Regions from separate parts of the Homo sapiens genome. Here region 2 is linked to region 1. A link is an interaction called in ENCODE POLR2A ChIA-PET data of the cell type or tissue named here. Cell type or tissue: Panc1. All regions are shown on one strand. Region 1 overlaps CRKL (CRK like proto-oncogene, adaptor protein). Region 2 overlaps PI4KA (phosphatidylinositol 4-kinase alpha).

Evidence for each region. Peaks named below come from ENCODE experiments on the same cell type or tissue, not always from the same donor. Only the 100,000 strongest peaks of a DNase experiment are listed, where the experiment ranks them.
Region 2: POLR2A ChIA-PET joins it to region 1 with 14 read pairs; 4 of 35 experiments call an interaction of 5 or more read pairs at or near these places.

The regions. Positions count from the first base shown.
Region 1 is chr22:20,918,049-20,923,048 of GRCh38, reverse strand. It overlaps CRKL (CRK like proto-oncogene, adaptor protein), which reads right to left. Exons shown (of 3, transcript NM_005207.4): 1 at 4,804-5,000. Among named protein-coding and RNA genes, the nearest start is that of CRKL, 3.1 kb to the right of the region's middle. RefSeq lists an enhancer at 4,926-4,985. In Panc1, no CTCF peak of the experiment used is centred here; no DNase peak of the experiment used is centred here; H3K4me3 peaks cover 3,502 bases; H3K27ac peaks cover 2,170 bases.
Region 2 is chr22:20,838,739-20,843,738 of GRCh38, reverse strand. The region is part of intron 1 of PI4KA (phosphatidylinositol 4-kinase alpha); the gene reads left to right. Among named protein-coding and RNA genes, the nearest start is that of PI4KA, 18 kb to the left of the region's middle. In Panc1, no CTCF peak of the experiment used is centred here; no DNase peak of the experiment used is centred here.

The sequences.
Region 1 (5,000 bases):
AAAGCAAGCTACCTTCTGAAGCATTCTGTTGTTAAACTGGAAACAGCCCTTATTAAATAAAAATACACTAGAGCTAGGCCAGGCGCAGTGGCTCACACCTGTAATCCCAGCACTTTGGGAGGCCCAGGCAGGTGGATCACTTGAGGTCAAGAGTTCAAGACCAGCCTGGCCAACATGGTGAAACCCTGTCTCTACCAAAAATACAAAAATTAGCCAGGTGTGGCAGTGCATGCCTGTAATCCCAGCTACTAGGGAGGCTGAGGCAGGAGAATCTTAAACCCCAGAGGCGGAGGTGGCAGTGAGCCCAGATTATGCCACTTCACTACAGCCTGGGGGACAGAGGGAGACTTGGTCTCAAAAAAATAAATAAAATAAAATCCACCATAGGAATACCACAAATACAAAAAGCAGTTAAAGATAAAAACACAGAAGATAACAAAGTTACAAATAGACCAAATCATCCCTTCTTCCCTTTCCCTTCATCCCCACCCACCAGCAAATCAATTTTATCTCCAAAATAGGCATCTCCAAGTCACAGCTCCACTGTCACTATTAGTCACCATCATTTTGTAGCTGGATTACAATAACAGCCCCAGGTCACTCCTCTGCCTCAAATTCCTTCCTTGGAGCCCACAGCACTTTAAATAAAAACCCAATTCCTGACCCTGATCTTTATCTCCAAACTCATTTTATATGTCCCCCTTTCTCCTTTAAGAAACACACTCCCAGGCCGGAGAGGGTGGCTCACATCTGTAATCCCAGCACTTTGGGAGGCTGAGGCAGGTGGATCATGAGGTCAAGATATAGGGACCATCCTGGCCAACATGGTGAAACCTTGTCTCTACTAAAAATACAAAAATTAGCCGGACATGGTGGCGGGTGCCTGTAGTCCCATGCAGTCCCAGCTACTCAGGAGGCTGAGGTAGGAGAATCACTTGAACCTGGGAGGCAGAGGTTGCAGTGAGCCGAGATTGGGCCACTGCACTCTAGCCTGGCCACAGAGTGAGACGTCATCTACCAAAAAAAAAAAAAAAAAAAAAAAGCCGGGCGCAGTGGCTCACACTTGTAATTCCAGCACTTTGGGAGGCCGAGGCGGGCGGATCACTAGGTTAGGAGATCGAGACTATCCTGGCTAACATGGTGAAACCCCGTCTCCACTAAAAATACAAAAAATTTGCCCGGCATGGTTGCAGGCGCCTGTAGTCCCAGCTACTCGGGAGGCTGAGGCAGGAGAATGGTGTGAACCCAGGAGGCGGAGCTTGCAGTGAGCCGAGATCGCACACTCCAGCCTGGGCGACAGAGCAAGACTCCGTCTCAAGAAAAAAAAAAAGAAAAAAGAAAGAAAGAAAAGAAACACACTCCCAACACAATGGACTTTCTCACCTCAGGACATCTACATAAGCTTTTCCCTAAACTTGGAAGGCTCTTCTCCTCCTCTCAGGCCAAGCCTTGCCTAGGCTGGGTTCTTCTTTACCCTCAGGTCTTAGCTTCATGCTTTCTCTGACCACGCCACCCCAGGTAGGTCCCTCCTGTATATTGATCTTACTAGTACTTTATTTTTCTACTTTTCAGTCTGTCTTCTCCACTACAGTAGGAGTTCCACAGGAAGAAAGTATGTCTGTCACACATCTTTCCCAGTACCTACACTGGGTTACACTGGGTTATAATTCTCTTATAAACATTTGAATAAAAATATAAAATTAAAAATTATGAAGCATTCTAATGAAAAGGATAAGACTATAACAATGCAAGCCACCAGTCCTTAAATTTCGAGTAGGACATTATTGTTACAAATTTTAGCTATGCAAGATAAACCAAAATATTAGCCAAGAGGCATGAAACTCTGGCTTTAAAAGCTCAGTTTTGATGCCTGCAAAGTTAAGCCACTAAATGTACCCTGTTTGGGATGCGAAGAAGCATTACACTGAGTTTTCCGTTTGGCCCAGGCTCTAGTAGTCACTAGCTTTCTATAAAAGGCTAATAACATGTTAAACCTAAGCCATGAAAACCAGGCTTGGGAGTGGCAATTCGAAGATTCAGTATAACAAAGTAAACTCAGTCAGGATCTAATTCAACCAGCATGGTGATCTCCTTCAGAGATACCTAGGAAAATGAAAAACTAAATTAAAGCAACAGGCCTGAGGCAGAGGGCACAGAGAAGGAGAAACAAAGCTGAACGTGAGGGGTAGGGTCAGAGAAAGGCCCTATAATCTGTGAGGGGACTGGAACAACAGGTAGGATTTCAACAGATGGAGAGTGAGGTGTAGTTAAGGCAGTCAGTGAAGAGCCAACAGCTGGAGCAAAGGTGCAAAGGTACAAAGGTATGAGTAAGGAAGGATGGCTACCAGGGAATAAGTGAGCAGCCTAGTACAGCTGCAGTAAAGGAAGGACGAAAGAGGGCAAAGACAGAATTACATGCTTGTTCTCTAAGAAGATGCATGCATGTACGGAAAATCTGGAGGCGATTCTGTGGATAGAGAGAAGCGGCATACTTCTTTTCCTTCCTCTAGAAGGAGACTCAAGTCATTAACTTTTTCCTTTTTTTTTTTTGAGACAGAGTCTCACTCTGTCACCCGGGCTGTGCAGTGGCGCGATCTCGGCTCACTGCAACCTCCGCCTCCCGGGTTCGAGCGATTCTCCTGCCTCAGCCTCCCGAGTAGCTGGGATTACAGGCACCCACCACTACGCCCAGCTAATTTTTTGTATTTTTAGCAGAGACGGGGTTTCACCATGTTGGCCAAGATGGTCTTGAACTCCTGACCTCGTGATTCGCCCGGCTTGGCTTCCCAAAGTGCTGGGATTACTGGCGTGAGCTACCACACCCGCCCATTAACTTGCTTTTTGAAACAGCTGTATTATTAGTACTCATGACCTCAACATAAGCATATGCATGGCTTAATGAATGCCTGGTATTAATTATATAATTCACGCTCACAAACGAGAGGAAGAATTTATTCAGTCATATTACAAATCTCACTACAGTGGGTTCTAAGATTCTCAACTCCTTAAATTGGAATTATATTGTGCTCAAAGTTGACTGCAACTACCAGCATCTGCCAGGAACCGCAGGTTTCACCAATCAGATTCTTGGTGTCCTGGTCTTTGTTATACAGTATTTGATTTATAATCACTTTCTCCCCACTTTTAAAGTCCATTTAGTTCAGTAGTTAATCTTGTAGTCATTATACTGTCATGGCTTTTTTTTTTCTATCTCTATCCCACTATGCAAACAGTTGGTGTCCTCAATTATAATAGCTTTTAATGTTTAAAGTTTAGAGTAATACCCGGTCGACAAATCCATAAAGTCATAAACATCTAACCCTGGAAAAACTGTATCAACACCCAGTCCTTTTAAAATAGATGTTTAAGAAACGAACTGGCCAGTTTGTTACTTTAAAAATTCTAGGCAACTTTTCAACTCAAATTTGGGATAATTTAAATAAAAGAAACCTCTGATAAAATCAGTGTTACAGGGCAAACACAACAATAAAAGCAAATCTCTGCTAAAACGCTTAAGGCAAATTAAAGCAACTAATCAATTAAAATAACGTATTTCACTTGGAAAAGAGAATGCTTGGTCACTTTGCGTTAATTTTAAAATAAGAAATACAAAATCATTAGACTTAACACAAAAAGCATGTCTGAAATTGAACTAGGATACAACTAAGTGTCATTCAAAAATTTTCCTTAATAACATTCTAGCCTAATTCCACCTTGGAAATTAACCAGACTGATCTCTGGCCTACTAATGGTCCTCGGGGAGAAAATATGCAATAAATTTTCCAAAAAATATCCTCGCTGAAGCCAATGCACCTTCTCTTATCTTTGTAATTAACGTACTATAAAAGTGGTGGTGTCTGGCCTGCTTCAAACTTGGCACCACAGTATCAATATACAGTTCTGATATTTTGGTTAAAGGTTTTTTTGTTTCTAAACGCTAAAGCATTTTCATTTTTTTGACTGTTCCAAAGGCTGCAGTCCTGGAGTTCTTAACCTGGAGTTCAGAGATCTGGAGGGAGTACAAGCACCCGGGATGGTGTGCAAACTTGTGTGTACGTGCCTTTGGCGGGGAGGGGTGGGGGTGGGGGTGGGGGTGGGGTGGTGAGTGCTCGGCTATCTTCAGATTCTCAAAGAAGTCTATGGCTTAAAAACGGTTTTTGGCCGGGTGTGGTGGCTCACGCCTGTAATCCCAGCATTTTGGGAGACCGAGGCAGGCGGATCACGAGGGCAAGAGATCGAGACCATCCAGGCCAACATGGTGAAACACCGTCTCTACTAAAAATACAAAAATTAGCTGGGTGTGGTGGCGTGAGCCAGTAGTCCCAGCTACTCGGGAGGCTAAGGCAGGAGAATCGCTTGAACCCGGGAGGCGGAGGTTGCAGTGAGCCGAGATCGCACCACTGCACTCCAGCCTGGCGACACAGCGAGACTCCGTCTCAAAAAAAAAAAAAAAAAAGAGGTTTTTAGAAAAACCAACAAATCCCTGCATCAGTATTACACCCAGAGAAAGTCACGAAAGGCAAAAAGCGTGCATTTTAACTATGCAACCACCGTTAAACATTCAAAACGCATCCTCTTCACATTGAGAAACAGCCTCGTGAGAGGGAAAAAAAAAAAACGCATCCTCTTATCCAGTGACCCAGATCCTGACACTAGCTTTCTGTTAGGAAGGCCTTCTGGAAAATAATTTGGTTCAGAATGCGGGGAATATGGGTTCAAGCGCGCCCCACCCCCCTATACAAGCACTCTTCGACAGACCCGGTTCTCGACCTTCCTCCGCGGTCGGGGAGGGCTCTCGCGTACCTGGGCGCAGGCTCGATGAGGGTGGTGGTGTCCAGGTAGTGGATCTTGTAAAACTCCAGCAGGGCCGGCAAATGGTCAAATTCCTGGTCCCCGATCTTAAAACGGCGGTTGGGCAGCGAGTTGATGATGTAGTGGGAGACCCGCGAGTTCTCGGACACCGACAGCACATAGTCCCCAGGGCAGGTGGAAGAATCGCG
Region 2 (5,000 bases), 79 kb after region 1:
AACTTATCTGGACCTAGTTGCCTAACCTGTAAAACAGGAATAGGATAACACATGGCCTGCCTGAAAGTGAACGTTTGCTGGTTGCATCTGTGCAACCTCTCCTGACCTTAGACCTACACTTCTTCATATGTTTGGGAGTTGTCAGTGATCCTTAGGCCTGCAGTTCAGGTAAGCATATCAGTGCAGCACATGAACTTCGGTATATTCTGTATTTCTTTTCTTTTTCTTTTTTTGTTTGGAGATAGGGTCTTGCTTTGCCACCCAAGCTGGAGTGTAGTAGTGTGATCACAGCTCACTGCAGCCTTAACCTGCTAGGCTCAAGCGATCCTCTAGCAATCTTCCCTCCTCGGATCCCCGAGCATCTAGGACTACAGGGGCATGCCACCGTGCCTGGCTAATTATTAAATTTTTTGTAGAGACAGGGTCTTGCCATGTTGCCCAGCCTGGTCTTGAACTCCTGGGCTCAAGCAGCCCTCCTGCCTCAGCCTTCCAAATTGCTGGGATTACAAGCGTAAGCCCATGCCTGGCCGTATTTTTTTCTGATTCTAAAGTTATCAATATTTTTTATAGAAAATATGGGAAATACAGAAAATAATAAAGAAGGAACTAAATATTGTCTGTAATTTTTTTTTTTTTTTTTTGAGACGGAGTCTCGCTCTGTCGCCCAGGCTGGAGTGCAGTGGCGCAGTCTCGGCTCACTACAAGCTCTGCCTCCCGGGTTCACGCCATTCTCCTGCCTCAGCCTCCCAAGTAGCTGGGACTATAGACGCATGCCGCCACGCCTGGCTAATTTTTTGTATTTTTAGTAGAGACGGGGTTTCACTGTGGTCTCGATCTCCTGATCTCGTGATCCGCCCACCTCGGCCTCCCAAAGTGCTGGGATTACAGGCGTGAGCCACTGCGCCCGGCCTTTTTTTTTTTTTTGAGACAGAGTCTTGCTCTGTGGCCCAGGCTGGAGAGTGCAGTGGCACAATCTCGGCTCACTGCTATCTCCGGCTCCTGGGTTCAAGCAATTCTTGTGCCTCAGCCTCCCGAGTAGCTGGGATTATAGGCCCAGGCCACCACACCTGGCTGATTTTTGTATTTTTAGTAGAGATGGAGTTTTGCCATGTTGGCCAGGATAGTCTCGAACTCCTGGCCTCATGTGATCCGCCCACCTCAACCTCCCAAAGTGCTGGGATTACAGGTGTGAGCCACGGTGCCCGGCCTATTGCCTGTAATCTGATTACTCAGTTTGATACTTTTCTTGATAGGCAGTCCAGTAGGCTTTGAGTTTTGTTTAATTACCAGTGACCAATTACATTAGTTTCCTATTACTACTGTAAATAAATTGCCACAGACTTGTTGTTAGAATAACACGTTTATAATTTTACAGTTCTGTAGATTAGAAACACAACCTGTGTTTCACTGGACTGAAATCAAGGTGATGGCAGGGCTGTGTATCTTTTTAGAGACTCTAGGGGAGAACTCATTTCCAAGCCTTTTTCATTTTTTTTTAATATGTATATATTGAGATGGAGTCTTGCTCTGTTGCCCAGGCTGGAGTGCAGTGGCGCAATCTCAGCTCACTGCAACCTCTGCCTCCCGGGTTCAAGCAATTCTCCTGCCTCAGCATCCCGAGTAGCTGGGACTACAGGCACCTGCCACGGGGCCTGCCACCATGCCCGGCTAATTTTTGTATTTTTAGTAGAGATGGGGTTTCACAATGTTGGCTAGGCTAGTCTTGAACTCCTAACCTCAGGTGATCCACCCACTTCAGCCTCCCAAAGTGCTGGAATTACAGGTATGAGCCACCGCACCCAGCCATCATTTCCAAGCCTTTTACAGCTCCTAGAGCTGCCCACATTCCTTGATTTCTGGCCCCTTCCTTCATTTTCAAAGGGAGCAATGGTTGGCCAAGCCCCCATCTCACATCACTCTGACTCCCTCTTCTGCCTCTCTCTTCTCCTTTTAATGACCTTTGTGATTGCCCTGGGCCTATCTAAATAATCCAGGATATCCCTCCATTTCAAGGTTCTTAATTTAATTAGATCTGGAAGGTCTCTTTTGCCATGTAAAGTAACATATTCACAGCTTCCAGGGGATTGAGGGTGTGGACATCTTTGAGGTGCCATTATTCTGCCTGACATGCCAGTGTAGTGCATAAATCATGGAATCATTACATGGATCTCTGAGTTGTTCTTTTTGGTATCTTCACTTCACATTTAAAGCTATGCCTGGCTTTTAAAGTAATTTCTGAATGGTCACAGATTATTTCTATTTAAATGTTTTTAGTTGAGTGGGGATAGGGGAGGAAGGTCTGAAGTCAGAGTACCCCAGAGCCCCTCTGGGCATTTGAAAGAGAGGAGGCCCTGGCAGTCCAGAGGAATTGAGGATGGTAAAAAATGCTGCCTTCAGTTCTTTCTACTGGGTGGGGTGACCGCTGCACTGGCAGTATGGCTAAACTGTGTTGATGATGCTGAATTCTGATCCTGGGATATTGTTAGAGCCCAACCCAGAGCACCTGGCCTGAGAGAGGAAATCCATTCTTATGCTTTATGTAAAAAAGAAAGCCTTGGTGGCAGGGTGCGATGGCTCATGCCTGTAATCTCAGCGCTCTGGGAGGCCGAGGTGGGCGTATCACCTGAGATAAGGAGTTCGAGACCAGACATCTTGGTTTTGGTGGGTTTTAGCTGGCTTCTTTACTGCAGCCTGTTTTATCAGCAAGGTCTTTATGACTTGTATCTTGTGTTGACTTCCTGTCTCACCCTGTGACTTAGAATGCCTGAACTGCCTGGGAATGTAGCCCAGTAGGTCTCAGCCTCATTTTACCCAGCCCCTATTCAGGATGGAGTTGCTCTGGTTCACACGCCTCTGACAATAGCTGATTAATTTTGTTATTTTTTTGTAGGGACAGGGTCTTACTGTGTTGCCCAGGCTGGTCTCAAACTCCTGGGCTCAAGTGATCCTCCTGCCTCGGCCTTCCAAAGTGCTGGGATTACAGGCATGAGCCTTGCACCTGGCCTGGATACTTTCTAGTGTGGTAAAGAGGCAACTAAAGTAATCTCTCCCATATCCTGTCCATCATCAAGTCCTCTTAACTCTTCCTTCAAAACACATCCTGAACTGGTCTGTTTCTGTCTCTACTCGTTGATTGCTACCATGCTAACATCTTCGCCTCAGCTGCTGCAGGAGTCTCCTCAGCTGCTGCAGGAGTCTCCTCACCTGTCTCTGTTTTCACTCTTGTCCTCCAAAATCCATTTTCTGTGTATCAGCCAGAGGGATTCTTCTAGACTTCAGTTCTAAACTTGATGCCCTAAGGCCTCTATGTGTTTGTTATTAGGATACAATTCAGGCTTCTGACCTGGCCTGTGGGGCCCTCTGGGGACCTTCTCTGTCTGGACCTGAACTCCTGGGCCTCCTTGCTTCTTCTTTTCCACTGTGCTGCTGCAGCAGCAGCCTTTCCTGATTTGTCCTGGCTTCCTTCTTGATCAGATCCCAATTTAAGGAACCATCTTAGAGAGGCCCTCCCTGATCACATTATCAAAAGTTGTCTTTCAGGCACTATTGTTGGAGAAATAATGATGTTATGCCAATTTTGATGAGTTTTCAAGTCTTCGTGCTGTCTTCTAGCACATTAGTTTCATCTGCCAGGTTTGTAGTGGAATGTATCTTCTGTGTTTTAGTGCAGGGTATTGATAAAGTATTGCATAGGACAGAGCAAAGTACATAGGCTTTGATAGGGCCAGTTCTTCCCTGTGCTTCAGTGATTGACTCATTAATCAGCATTCTTTGAATCTCATTGTCTGCTTTTGCCTTCCACTAGCCACTATTATAGTATATCCAATAACAATAGATAATGTTTATTGAGCATTTACTATATGCTGTGCTCAGTCCCAACTGCTTCACACATTTGATTTTTTTTTTTGAGACGGAGTCTTGCTCTGTCGCCCAGGCTGGAGAGTGCAGTGGTGCCATCTCGGCTCTCTGCAACCTCCGCCTTCCGGGTTCAAGCAATTCTCCTGCCTCAGCCTCCTGAGTAGCTGGGATTACAGCCGCTCGCCACCATGCCTGGCTACATTTTGTATTTCTAGTAGAGACGGGGTTTCACCGTATTGGCCAAGCTGGTCTCAAACTTCTGACCTCGTGATCCGCCTGCCTCGGCCTACCAAAGTGCTGGGATTACAGGCGTGAGCCACCGCTCCTGGCCATGCATTTGATTTTTTAAAAGAGTCAGTGAGGCATTGTTAATGCAGGTTGGTTTGGGTAACCTGTTCGTGGTCAAGGGGTGGGGACACCCACTTAGACTGTCCTAACACCAAAATGCAAACTTTAGCCATTGTGTCTTACCCCCTCTGAGTATACACAGTTTTAACCTTCAGCTCATATTACTCAGAGTTTATGTGTTTTGAGGGGCACGTGTACAATTGTTTCAGCAGCTGGAGATGTCCTGTGATCTTTTAACTGAAAAAAAACTATGACTTATTGGTTACATGGACTCTTTGGGGTTTATGGTAGTGGTTTTGTTTGTTTGTTTGTTTTTGAGACAGAGTCTTGTTGTGTCACCCAGGCTGGAGTGCAGTGGCACGATCTTGGCTCACTACAACCTCTGTCTCCTGGGTTCAAGTGATACTTCTGCCTCAGCCTCCCAAGTAGCTGGGACGATAGGTGTGCGCCACCACGCCTGGCTAATTTTTGTATTTTTAGTAGAGATGGGGTTTCACCATGTTGGCCAGGCTGGTCTTGAACTCCTGACCTCAGGTGATCCACCTGTATTGGCCTCCCAAAGGGTTGGGATTACAGGTGTGAGCCACTGCACCTGGCCTATTTTTTATTTTTATTTATTTAAGAGATAGGGTCTCACTATGTTGGCCAGGCTAGTCTCAAACTCCCAACTCAAGTTATCCTCCCACCTCAGCCTCCTGAATAGCTGGTACTGCAGGCATATGACACTGCACTCAGCTTGCTTTATTTTGAATGTGGTTTTCTATTTTGTAGAGCTGTTTTTGGGGGGGTCTCAT